Linked DNA regions of Homo sapiens: region 1 is linked to region 2. A link is a loop called in an ENCODE intact Hi-C map of the cell type or tissue named here. Cell type or tissue: CD4-positive, alpha-beta T cell. All regions are shown on one strand. Links, peaks and the distances in the headings refer to the core of each region. The heading gives the core; the rest is flanking DNA. Region 1 overlaps ITPA (inosine triphosphatase). Region 2 holds the start of GNRH2 (gonadotropin releasing hormone 2).

Region 1 (5,361 bases), core at 254-5,253, 180 kb after region 2:
TCTCGCCACTGCACTCCAGCCTGGGCAACAAGAGTGAGACTCCGTCTCCAAAAAAAAAAAAAAAAGAGGCTGAGCACAGAGGCTCACACATGTAATCCCAGCACTTTGTGAAGCAAAGGCAGGAGGATTGCTTGAGGCCAGGAGTTTGAGACCAGCCTGGGTAACATAGCCAGACCCTGTCTCAAAAATAAATAAATAGCCGGACATGGTGGTGCACACCTGTAGTCCTAGCTACTTGGGAGGCTGAGGTGGGAGGATCACCTGAGCCTCGGAGTTTGACGGGACAGTGAGCTATGATCGCACTCCTGCACTCCAGCCATGGAGTGACGGAGTGAGACCCAGTCTCAAAAAAAAAAAAAAAAAAACAAACCTTAATTATTTGCCCAAACTTATTCCTTCCGTGAGATGTATTCAACACCCCCTACTGCCTATCACTGCTCACGACAGCCTCCACCTCCCAGGCTCAGGTGATCTCCCACCCTGGAGAGTAACTGGGACTACAGGCGTGCACCACCACACCCGGCTAATTTTTGTATTTTTGGTAGAGACAGGGTTTCACTATGTTGCCCAGGCTGGTCTTGAACTCCCGACCTTAAGTGATCCGCTGGCCTCATTCTCCCAAAGTGCAACCTCCATCTCCTGGGTTCAAGCAATTCTCCTGCCTCAGCCTGCCGAGTAGCTGGGATTATAGGCGTGAGCAAAAAACATTTGTTGCGTGGTTGAGGTTCAGTAACTGGCCTTAGTCACGCAGCTCCTCACGGCAGAAGCAGAATTTGCCTTTGGGTCTAAATTACTTGGCATCTATGTGACTAATCCCAATCATGTACCACCTCCGTTGTATTTTTTAAAGAGTAAAAAAAAATGTTTTTGAGACAGGGTCTTGCTTTGTCACCCAGGCTGGAGTGTAGTGGCATGACTACCGTTCATAGCAGCCTTGATCTCTCAGGCTCAAGTCATCCTCCCACCTCAGCCTTCCGAGTAGCTAGGACCTCAGGTGTGAGCTACCACATCTGGCTAATTAAAAAAAAAAAAAAAATTGGTAGAGATAGAGTCTGACTGTGTTGCCCAGACTGGTCTCGAACTCCTGGGTTTAAACCATCCTCCCTCCTCGGCCTCCCCAAGCGCTGAGATTACAGGCGTGAGCTACCACACCTGGTCCCTTGTATTTTTTTCAGTTAGAATCTTTTGGGTTTTTTTGTTTGTTTTTTGGAGTGTTTGTTTGTTTGTTTGGAGTGTTTGTCTCTGTCTGTCGCCCGGACTGGATCACAGCTCACTGCAGCCTCGACCTCTTGGGCTCAAGCAGTCTTCCCACCAGGTAGCTGGGACTACAGGCTTACACCACCAGGCTAGGCTAATTTTTGTATTTTTTGTAGAGATGGGGTTTCGCCTTTGCCACGTGGCTCAGGCTGGTCTCAATTTCCTGGGCTCAAGTGATCTTCCCACCTCAGCCTCCCAAAGTCCTGGGATTACAGGCATGAGCCACCGCGCCTGGCCAGATTTTCTTTTTCTTTTCTTTCTTTTTTTTTTTTACTTTGATAACAACATGACATTTCATGTCACTGGATTACAATTTGTTCTTTTTCTAACATTTTCACTGTGGAATTTCCCTACTACAGCCAGTACGTATTGTACTCACTAATGTGTTCATGAAGTGGGGAGTTGGGTACCTGCTTCCTGTTGCGGTGTTTCATCTTATTGTTAAAGTCTTCCTTGTATTTTCAGGAACGCTGTCATAGTAGCCGGCATCTGGCTTGTCCACGGAGTTCAGGGTACTTAGCTTCCTATTAGGAGAAAACGTTTTCTGTCTATCTTTCTTTCTGTCTATCTTTCAAAGTAGCCTCATTGTTCTTCAGTGATGTCCCAATTTGTCCCGGGTGTGGCTGGCGAGGGCGCGTGGCCCCGGAGGTGCTGGTGGTCCTGTGGGTCCATGCCTCCTCCCTGTGTGTGAGGGAAGAGCTGCCCCGCTCTGCTTTTTATTGTATTCAGCAAACATTTGCAGGTGCTGTAGGGGCCTTGCAACTACATTTTGCGTAAGTTGGGTCAAATCAAATTCACAGACTCACCAAACTCATACTGGCCACTGCCCTCCTCGTGCTTGTCCTCTGGACCCAGTTACACACCTGTCCCCCCTTTCCTGTGGCAGGGCCGGATCGTGGCACCCAGAGGCTGCCAGGACTTTGGCTGGGACCCCTGCTTTCAGCCTGATGGATATGAGCAGACGTAAGGAGCCCTGCTTTTCTTCCCTGGGGTGTGGGGTTGGTACAGCCATGGTTTGGGTTGGGCCAGTGCCCCGCCCAAGTGCAGGCATGCGGATATGGGCAGGGGAGGCTCCCAGGGTGCTGTTCCAGCCACAGGCAGCTCTGCTGGGGTGGACACTAGGAATCTGGGTGGCCCAGTCCATGGTTGGGGAGGCAGCCAGATGGCACTGAGAGTCCTGGGCTCTAAGGCTCCAGGTCACCCCACATCAGCTGTGTAGCCAGTGGTTTCGCCTTTCTGGCCTTGGCTTGTAAGCTGTACATCTGACTTTTTTTTTTTTTTTTTTGAGATGGAGTTTCACTCTTGTTGCCCAGGCTGGAGTGCAACGGCGTGATCTCAACTCACTGCACCCTCTGCCTCCCAGGTTCAAGCAATTCTCCTGTCTCAGCTGAGATTACAGGCACGCACCACCGTGCTCAGCTAATTTTTGTTATTTTTGTTAGAGACGGGGTTTCACCATGTTGGCCAGGCTGGTCTCAAACTGACCTCAGGTGATCCGCCCACCTCGGCCTCCCAAAGTGCTGGGATTACAGGCGTGAGCCACCGCGCCTGGCCACATCTGACAGTTTTATGGCATCATTTTCTGACCCCCATCTAGGTTGGGAAAATGTCCAGGCTTTTGCAGCCTCTGGTGGGCACTATTTTATGCCCTCCAAGTACCAGTTGTTCTCTGTAGTTCGCACAAATCGCCCCTTGTTCACACAAGGCACGGGCCATTGTTGGAATCAGGCTTTCCAAGCTGGAGGGGCCCTTAGGGAGCGCAGTGTGAGGCCCCACAATAGCCCCAGCAGGGGTGAGGACATTGTGGAACCAGCCACTAGCCATATGGGGCTGTGGAGCACTTGCGTGTGGTGAGACCCAGAAACGGAATATTTCTGTTCAGCGTTAATTCATTTAAATAGCCACACCTGGCTAGTGGCTACTGGCCGCCGTCTTGCACAGAGCAGTCTGCAGGCCACGGGCGGGGTATGGGATTCTCACCTCACTGCGGTGCTGGCATGGAGGTCGGGCCCCTGGCCAGCTGTTCAAGTGCTCCCCCGCCCTCAGCGCATGAGAGGAGACTGCTGTGTTTGCTCTGTCAGGCCCCACTGCTTCCTGTCAACAGATGACAAAGCTGATCAAACATGCAGCTCATCCCCCCCTGTCCCCAGCTTCCCTTAATGACTTTTGGGCACACTAGAGCAAGTTTAATACCCCTCCATGCTCATTCATGGGGGTTTCTGCCTACAGGGGAATTGAAAACTTTATCCGATTTTTAAAAATTCACTGGCTGCCAGGAGCTGCTGGGCCCCACTCCCCTTTCCTTGGGGTCTGTGAGCTTTGGTCTCCAGGGATGAGATGAGGTAGGGTTGGGAGGGGGTGCACTTCCTTCCTGAATCTGGGCTCCCTGAGCTGCTACTGTCACCCCTCAGGTACGCAGAGATGCCTAAGGCGGAGAAGAACGCTGTCTCCCATCGCTTCCGGGCCCTGCTGGAGCTGCAGGAGTACTTTGGCAGTTTGGCAGCTTGACTTCTGCAGCTGGAGGAGGCCCCTCAGGCCGGGGATCTGGGGAGGGCTAGCCCAAAACCTCCCGCATCGGGCAGGCACCCCCTGAAGTACTTCCTTCAGGGTTTCCCCTTTGTGAGGGTGTCGAGTAGCCTCACCGGCCTGTCTGGAGGAGCAGCTGGCTCTGCTCTGAGAAACTCTGGCAAGTGGACGCCATTCTCTTGCCCTTAGGATTCACTGCTCTCTCCTACAGCCGCCAGGCCTGGGGTCCTGAAAGGACCTTGGGTGGTAAAGCTGTACTTGGTGGGAGTGAGGGCGTGGGGAGGAACCATGCAAATCGCCTTCCATGGTTTTTAAATGCAGTAAATAACATTTCTGGATGAGACTTGTTTCCAAAATAAACCAGCTATATCTGTTTTGAACCCTGCCCCAGGCAGGTGTCTGTCTCAGTCTCCTTTGGCAGGTGCAGGAAGTTTTTTGGGTGGGGGTGGGGATGGGGACACGGGCAGCACCGTGTGGAAGGCATTCGGATGCCACTGTGAGCTGGAGTGTTACGTCTCCACTCGAGTTCTTGCCTCATTCAATGGCATGGATTGCGGGCTGACCTCCACCCTGGATCCATGCTGCCCCCCACCCGCAGGTAGTGCCAGGGCCTCCATGAAGCCTTGCTGGGTTGGGGGCTGGGTAGTGTGGCACGCCCAGTGCTTTTGCCTTATGCTGTTACACATCAGAGCCGCGAAAATGTTGGTTTACAATTACAATGGCCAGTTCATTTTTATGGTGGGGAGGGGCTGGAGTCCTCGACCCCACTCGGCGTGATCGCCACAGTTCAGCCTGCGGGCTGCAGGCCCCTCGGGAGGCCCTGCTTATGCCACACGCCCTTACTCTGTGCCCTGGCGAAGCCATTCCCTGGAAGGGACCTCTCCAGGTGGCTCCGTTGTCAGAGTGCTCAACCCCAAGGATATTCAAGGGGGGCGTGATGGGCTCAGGCTGGTGGGGCACCCCCAGGCTTGCTTCTGTGCCCACAGGCAGCTCTGGAGAGGCCCCTGCCGTCCCTGTGACTCCATCCAGCAGGACGGCCCTGGGTGAGGACAGAGTGTCATTCCTTCACTCCCCTCTTGCCTGCAAGCCCCGGCTGGGTTAAATCCCCAGGAGGTGCTGCGTCCCTGCCCAGCCTCCTGAGCCTCCTTGTGGGTGGGAGATGTCTGGCTGGGCCTCAGACATGGGGTGCTGGGGGCCTGCCTGCTCCTTGCCAGTTGATCATGGATGTAGCCCCCCTGTGCAGGGAACACCCAGGCTACTGATGGGGGACTCCAAAGAAGAATCACATGCTGCCTGGGTGGGGTGGGTACATAGGCTTGGGGCAGGGCACCTCTCTGTGTTTCCTGTTCAGCTCCTCCAGAATTTTGTCCTGGGTGCACACAACACTTTCTGGCCATTTTTTTTACTTTAGCTACCTGTGATACTGTGAAGTATATATCTGGTTCCAGGCAAGGTGGCTCACACCTGTAATCCCAGCACTTTGGAAGGCCAAGGTGGGAGGATCGCTTGAGCCCAGGACTTCATAACCAGCCTGTGCAACATGGCAAAACCTTGTCTCTGCAAAAATACAAATATTTG
Region 2 (5,361 bases), core at 252-5,251:
GCCTGCCAGGCTCCCTACTCTTAGGCTTCCACTGTCCACCAGGGAAAGCCCTGAGCTGGGAGTTGGGGAGCCCCCAGGCATTGCCCCTGCCCAGGACACAATTCTCTTTTGGGATCAGGGAAGGCTGTGAGGGCTTTCTAGGTCTCAAGATCAGGAGCTTGAAGATGCAGCCTGGGAAGTGGGAAGGTGAGACCAGGACATAGGCCAGCCTAAAGCAAGAGTCCTGGGCCTGAAGGCTCCTGGGAAGGTGGTGGGGAGGGAGCATGTGTCGGTGGCCTCAGGGCAGCAGCTGCCTGGTGAATGTTCATGGACTGGATGCTCTGGGAAGCGGGTTGGGTGGTGAGCTTCTCTCTTCCCCTCTGAAGACGTCACTGGAGTCTGGGGGTGGAGCTGCCTGGTCTATAAATCCTGGGGCCATCAGGCTAGGGTCCTGCAGCTGCCTGAAGGAGCCATCTCATCCACAGCTCTTCCTTGGTGAGTGGGGAGCCTTCCCTAAGGGCTAGGACACCTGGACCAAGTTTCATCCTGGGCGTATGGTGTGCTGCTCCTCTTCCCCATTCCCAGGTGCCTCCACCCCTGAACCATGCCAGAGAAGTCCCCTTTTCCTCTCCTCTCCCCAACAGCTCTACCATCTATTCTTGTGCTTGTTGCCCCTGGCATGGGAGGGATAAGGGGTAGAAGCACTTGCCCCCATCAATACCACTCATCCATTCCACATCCCCAACTACTATGGAAGAGATACAGCAGGCCACGGAGAAAAGGGCAGAAGGCCTGCAACTCTGGTTCCCTAGCACTGGTGCTCCAAACACGCCTACATTGAGAACTCCCCTGACCATCCATCTATCCTCCCATCCATTGGCCTGAATTCAGGTCTCTGTTCCCCTCCAACTTTCTTCCACTTCTGGAAACTCCTTGAAGGAAAGATGGATGGACCTGGACAAGTGGGAGGGCCCTCAGAGCTGGCAAGGCAGGTAGCCTCTGTGCCCCAGGCTCAGGGAGAAGGCTCGTCCCCTGGAGCATCATCCCCTGCTGGGCCAGGATCCCCCAGGATCTGGACCCCTGTATGCTTGGGATGAGGAGCGGTGGCAGAGAGGGAAGGGCATAAGGAGATACCAAAGCTGCCCCTGAGATGCCAGTTTTCCAAAGTGGCCCTGGAGGAAGTAGGGGGATGTGGGGGTGAGGTAAGTCTCCTTGAATGCTGTACCCTGTCCATTAGAGCAGCCATGGCCAGCTCCAGGCGAGGCCTCCTGCTCCTGCTGCTGCTGACTGCCCACCTTGGACCCTCAGAGGCTCAGCACTGGTCCCATGGCTGGTACCCTGGAGGAAAGCGAGCCCTCAGCTCAGCCCAGGATCCCCAGAATGCCCTTAGGCCCCCAGGTGGGTGTCTCCCAGCCTCATGGGGAGGAAGAAAGTGATGGCCGGGGGCTCCCCCACCCTCCTGGAGCCTGAGGTCGGGGTAGGGAGGACAGCATCAGTTCCCTTCTAAGGAAGGGCCCTGGACACTGCAGCAGGCAGCCCAGTCCAGACTGCCCATGGCCTCCCAAGTGATGCCCTGGCTCCCCTGGACGACAGCATGCCCTGGGAGGGCAGGACCACGGCCCAGTGGTCCCTTCACAGGAAGCGACACCTGGCACGGACACTGCTGGTGAGTAGGGTGAGAGGTCCCCAGCATCAAGACCAGCCACTGGTCATCAGAGGCCATTGTGGCTTAGGGTTGGGTGCTGGGAGGGTGGGGAGAATGAAACACCACTGAGATGCCCCCTGCCACAGCACCCCCAGCCATTTCTCAGTGCCCCTACTGCACACAGCAGGGTGCTGTCTGCTATCCTTCCTATTTCCCAGGAGGATTCTAGACAATTTACAAAGCACTTGGGTTAAAGACCAAAGTCACTAGTAGACTAGAAGGAGATAATTGTTCTATAAGACAGTGGTGGCCATGGGATCCCACAGGCATCCTGACAAGCCAATGACTGTCTTGAGGTGGACAGACCCCAGGCCAGTGGAAAGAGGTGAGGGATGCAACCTCACTCAAACAGACAACAGGGCCAAGAGGACCAGGTGGTGACTGACATGTGCACTAGGAACATCTCAGGGACTGCAGAGCTCCCCAAGACCATAGCAGAAGACAGGCGTGGGGAAATGGTTTGCTACTGTTTTGCAAATCAAACATTTACAGTGCATCAGGAGAGCCCGGTAACTAAAGAAGAAAGTGGTTAGTTCCTATGAGGCAATGTCTTACCGCCTGATTTGTGTGTATGTGCTGAGGTTTCTATGCGTCAGGCTTGTTTAGGGTGGACAAGAGGGCATGCCCAAGGGAGCTGGAGATCCCCACACTAGCTGGATCCTCAGGCTTCTACGGGAGGCGGGGGGCGTCCTGCTGTGGGAGGCCACATGGGGACTGGGGGGGACGAGAGGGGAGAGAACCAGGAAGATGGCAGCTCGGCGGTTACGAGACCAGTGTCCTGAGACATGACCGCCACCTCTCCCTCCGCAGACCGCAGCCCGAGAGCCCCGCCCCGCCCCGCCATCCTCCAATAAAGTGTGAGGTTCTCCGAAGCTGTTGCGTCGAGTTCTGTCCTTCGTCCCCTCCCTGTCTTCCCCGCTGAGACCCTTCCCTGCGTGGGGGCTGGAGGGACGCGGGTCCGGCCCCGCGGGCGGGAGTAACTAAGGGATGGCCCCGGGCCCTGGCGGGAAGGCCGGGCCAGAGCCTGGGGGCGGGATGCGGACGTCCGCAGGGTCGCCGCTTCGGTTCCAGAGGCCACACGGCCGGGCGGGGCGTGAGGGACAGCCCGAGGACTACAGGTCCCAAGGTTCCCCGCGCCGCTTCCGGGGCACGGTGGCGTCCCGGCACCGCGGCCGCAGTGAGGAGACTCGGCCATGCTACGCGCGCTGAGCCGCCTGGGCGCGGGGACCCCGTGCAGGCCCCGGGCCCCTCTGGTGCTGCCAGCGCGCGGCCGCAAGACCCGCCACGACCCGCTGGCCAAATCCAAGATCGAGCGAGTGAACATGCCGCCCGCGGTGGACCCTGCGGAGTTCTTCGTGCTGATGGAGCGTTACCAGCACTACCGCCAGACCGTGCGCGCCCTCAGGTGTGCGGCCGGGGGGAGGTGGCCGCCCGCGCGCGCTGGTGACGGTGGGAGTGGGCGGAGAGGGTGCTGATTCCTGGCGCGTCTGCACCCAGGATGGAGTTCGTGTCCGAGGTGCAGAGGAAGGTGCACGAGGCCCGAGCCGGGGTTCTGGCGGAGCGCAAGGCCCTGAAGGACGCCGCCGAGCACCGCGAGCTGATGGCCTGGAACCAGGCGGAGAACCGGCGGCTGCACGAGCTGCGGTGCGTGGGGCGGGAGGCGGGGCGGGGCGGCGCGGCCTGGCCGGCCTGGGAGAAGCCCGGGCCCCGCTCAGCCTCGGCCCTTTGACCCTCACAGGATAGCGAGGCTGCGGCAGGAGGAGCGGGAGCAGGAGCAGCGGCAGGCGTTGGAGCAGGCCCGCAAGGCCGAAGAGGTGCAGGCCTGGGCGCAGCGCAAGGAGCGGGAAGTGCTGCAGCTGCAGGTGGGCAACGTCTCCGGAGGGTGGGACTCCAGCCGGGGACGCGGCTTGCGGGGCACTGGGAATTCTGGGCACCGCGACGCGGGCGCTGGCTATGTGCAGAGACTTACAGTTGGCAGGTCCGGATTTGGAGAGGAGAGTGCCAGTCAGGCGCAAAGACCCGGAGGTGAGCGGAGTAATTGGACAGTGTTCAGGTACCTAGCAGGTCTGTGGGAGGGACCCTGCGTTCCACAAAGAGGTTGTATTTTGCATAACAGGTGATGAAGCCATGAAGGGTTAAGTATTTCAGGCTAGGATTAGCAGGTGTGCGACTTAAAAGCAGGGAGACCACTTAGGAGTAATGCAGTGAGAATGGATGAGGCTTGATTTAAAGTATAGAAGGGTGGCTGGGAGCGGTGGTTCACGCCTGTAATCCCAGTACTATGGGAGGCCGAAGCGGGCGTATCACTTGAGGTCGGGAGTTCGAGTCCAGCCTGGCCAAGCCCCGTCTCTCCTAAAAATACAAAAATTAGCCGGGCGTGGTGTGCGCCAGTAATCGCAGCTACTCGGGAGGCTGAGGCATGAGAATCGCTTGAACCCAGGAGGCAGAGGTTGCAGTGAGCCGAGATGGCGCCACTGCACTCCATCCTGGGCGACAGTGAGACTCCGTCTCAAAATAAATAAATAAATAAATAAATAAAGTAATGGGGGGAAGGATGAGTTAGAGTGATTCAGAGGGGACCACTGAGGGACGGATTTCACCTACCAGGACGTGAGATTTTCATAGCTGGCACTCGGGGCTATGGCTGAAGTGTCTGAGAAAAGAGGAACGTGGAAAAGCAACCTGATATCACTCCACTGGGAGGCCAGAGGGGCTCTCAAATAGGACCTGGGTTCCAGGCATGCTTCCCCAGGGAGAGCAGGAGCTGCTTTCTCAGTGGGGTGAGAGGCCAGCAGGCTGGGTGGGCTGGCTGGCATGTGCCCAAGGCTCCTGTTCAGCTGGGCTTTTCTCTCCCGATAGGAAGAGGTGAAAAACTTCATCACCCGAGAGAACCTGGAGGCACGGGTGGAAGCAGCATTGGACTCCCGGAAGAACTACAACTGGGCCATCACCAGAGAGGGGCTGGTGGTCAGGCCACAACGCAGGGACTCCTAGGGGCCCAGTAAGGACAGTGCCCGCCAGGGACCATGTATGTATCATGGCGGAAGAGTTGGCCCTGACCTGGAATAAAGCAGTTGGTGTTGCTTATGAGGAAGGTTCAGCCTTATCCAGCACAGCCTTCACGTTTTGCCCTCTGCTGTCACCACTTGGTCAGAAACTTCCAAACGCAGTGCCCTGTTCTGCCGGTGTGTACAGCCTCAGCGCACCAGGAGACCCTAGAGTGGTTTCCATCTCACAGAGAATCAGACAGGGCCACAGCCCCCTCAGGCAGCCAGGTCATCTGAGTATCATTAAGAGTAGTGATGGGAAGATTACAGTCTGAGGGCCAAACGTGCCTGCTTCCTGTTTTTGTAAATAAAGTTTTGTTGGAACACAGCCACACCCACTCATTGACTTCTTTTTACTACAGTGGCAAAGGTGAGTAGTTGCAACAGAGACCATATGAATCCCAAAGACTAAAATCTTTAACTTTTTACAGGAAAAGTGTAGTGATCTCTCATCTGGAGCTTTAGGACTCTAGCCTGTGTCACCCAGGACCTGAGCCACAAGCTAACCATTGGCCAGGCGCCTGCCTCTGCTCTATACTGTGCTTTGCTGGCCAGAGTCTGGTGTATCCAAGACCCAGAAGGCAAAGAGGAGACCCCATTTTTTTCTGGGTTCCACAAAGAGGTTGTATT

The links. Peaks named below come from ENCODE experiments on the same cell type or tissue, not always from the same donor. Only the 100,000 strongest peaks of a DNase experiment are listed, where the experiment ranks them.
Region 1: a loop joins it to region 2, with 2.9 times the contacts of the local background. A loop is called at or near these places in 5 of 110 quality-filtered maps.

The regions. Positions count from the first base shown.
Region 1 is chr20:3,219,698-3,225,058 of GRCh38, forward strand. It overlaps ITPA (inosine triphosphatase), which reads left to right. Exons shown (of 8, transcript NM_033453.4): 7 at 2,144-2,220; 8 at 3,669-4,163. The coding sequence ends at 3,765. Among named protein-coding and RNA genes, the nearest start is that of ITPA, 13 kb to the left of the region's middle. In CD4-positive, alpha-beta T cell, for the core only: no CTCF peak of the experiment used is centred there; a DNase peak (open chromatin) is centred at 3,334; H3K27ac peaks cover 307 bases.
Region 2 is chr20:3,043,192-3,048,552 of GRCh38, forward strand. It overlaps GNRH2 (gonadotropin releasing hormone 2), which reads left to right and starts at 431. Exons shown (of 4, transcript NM_178331.2): 1 at 431-474; 2 at 1,217-1,377; 3 at 1,509-1,645; 4 at 2,495-2,556. The coding sequence starts at 1,224. The coding sequence ends at 2,545. MRPS26 (mitochondrial ribosomal protein S26) reads left to right here and starts at 2,861. Exons shown (of 4, transcript NM_030811.4): 1 at 2,861-3,089; 2 at 3,182-3,328; 3 at 3,423-3,546; 4 at 4,544-5,059. The coding sequence starts at 2,878. The coding sequence ends at 4,678. RefSeq lists enhancers at 2,343-2,402, 3,743-3,802 and a silencer at 2,503-3,372. In CD4-positive, alpha-beta T cell, for the core only: no CTCF peak of the experiment used is centred there; DNase peaks (open chromatin) are centred at 2,430, 2,820 and 3,130; H3K4me3 peaks cover 1,971 bases; H3K27ac peaks cover 484 bases.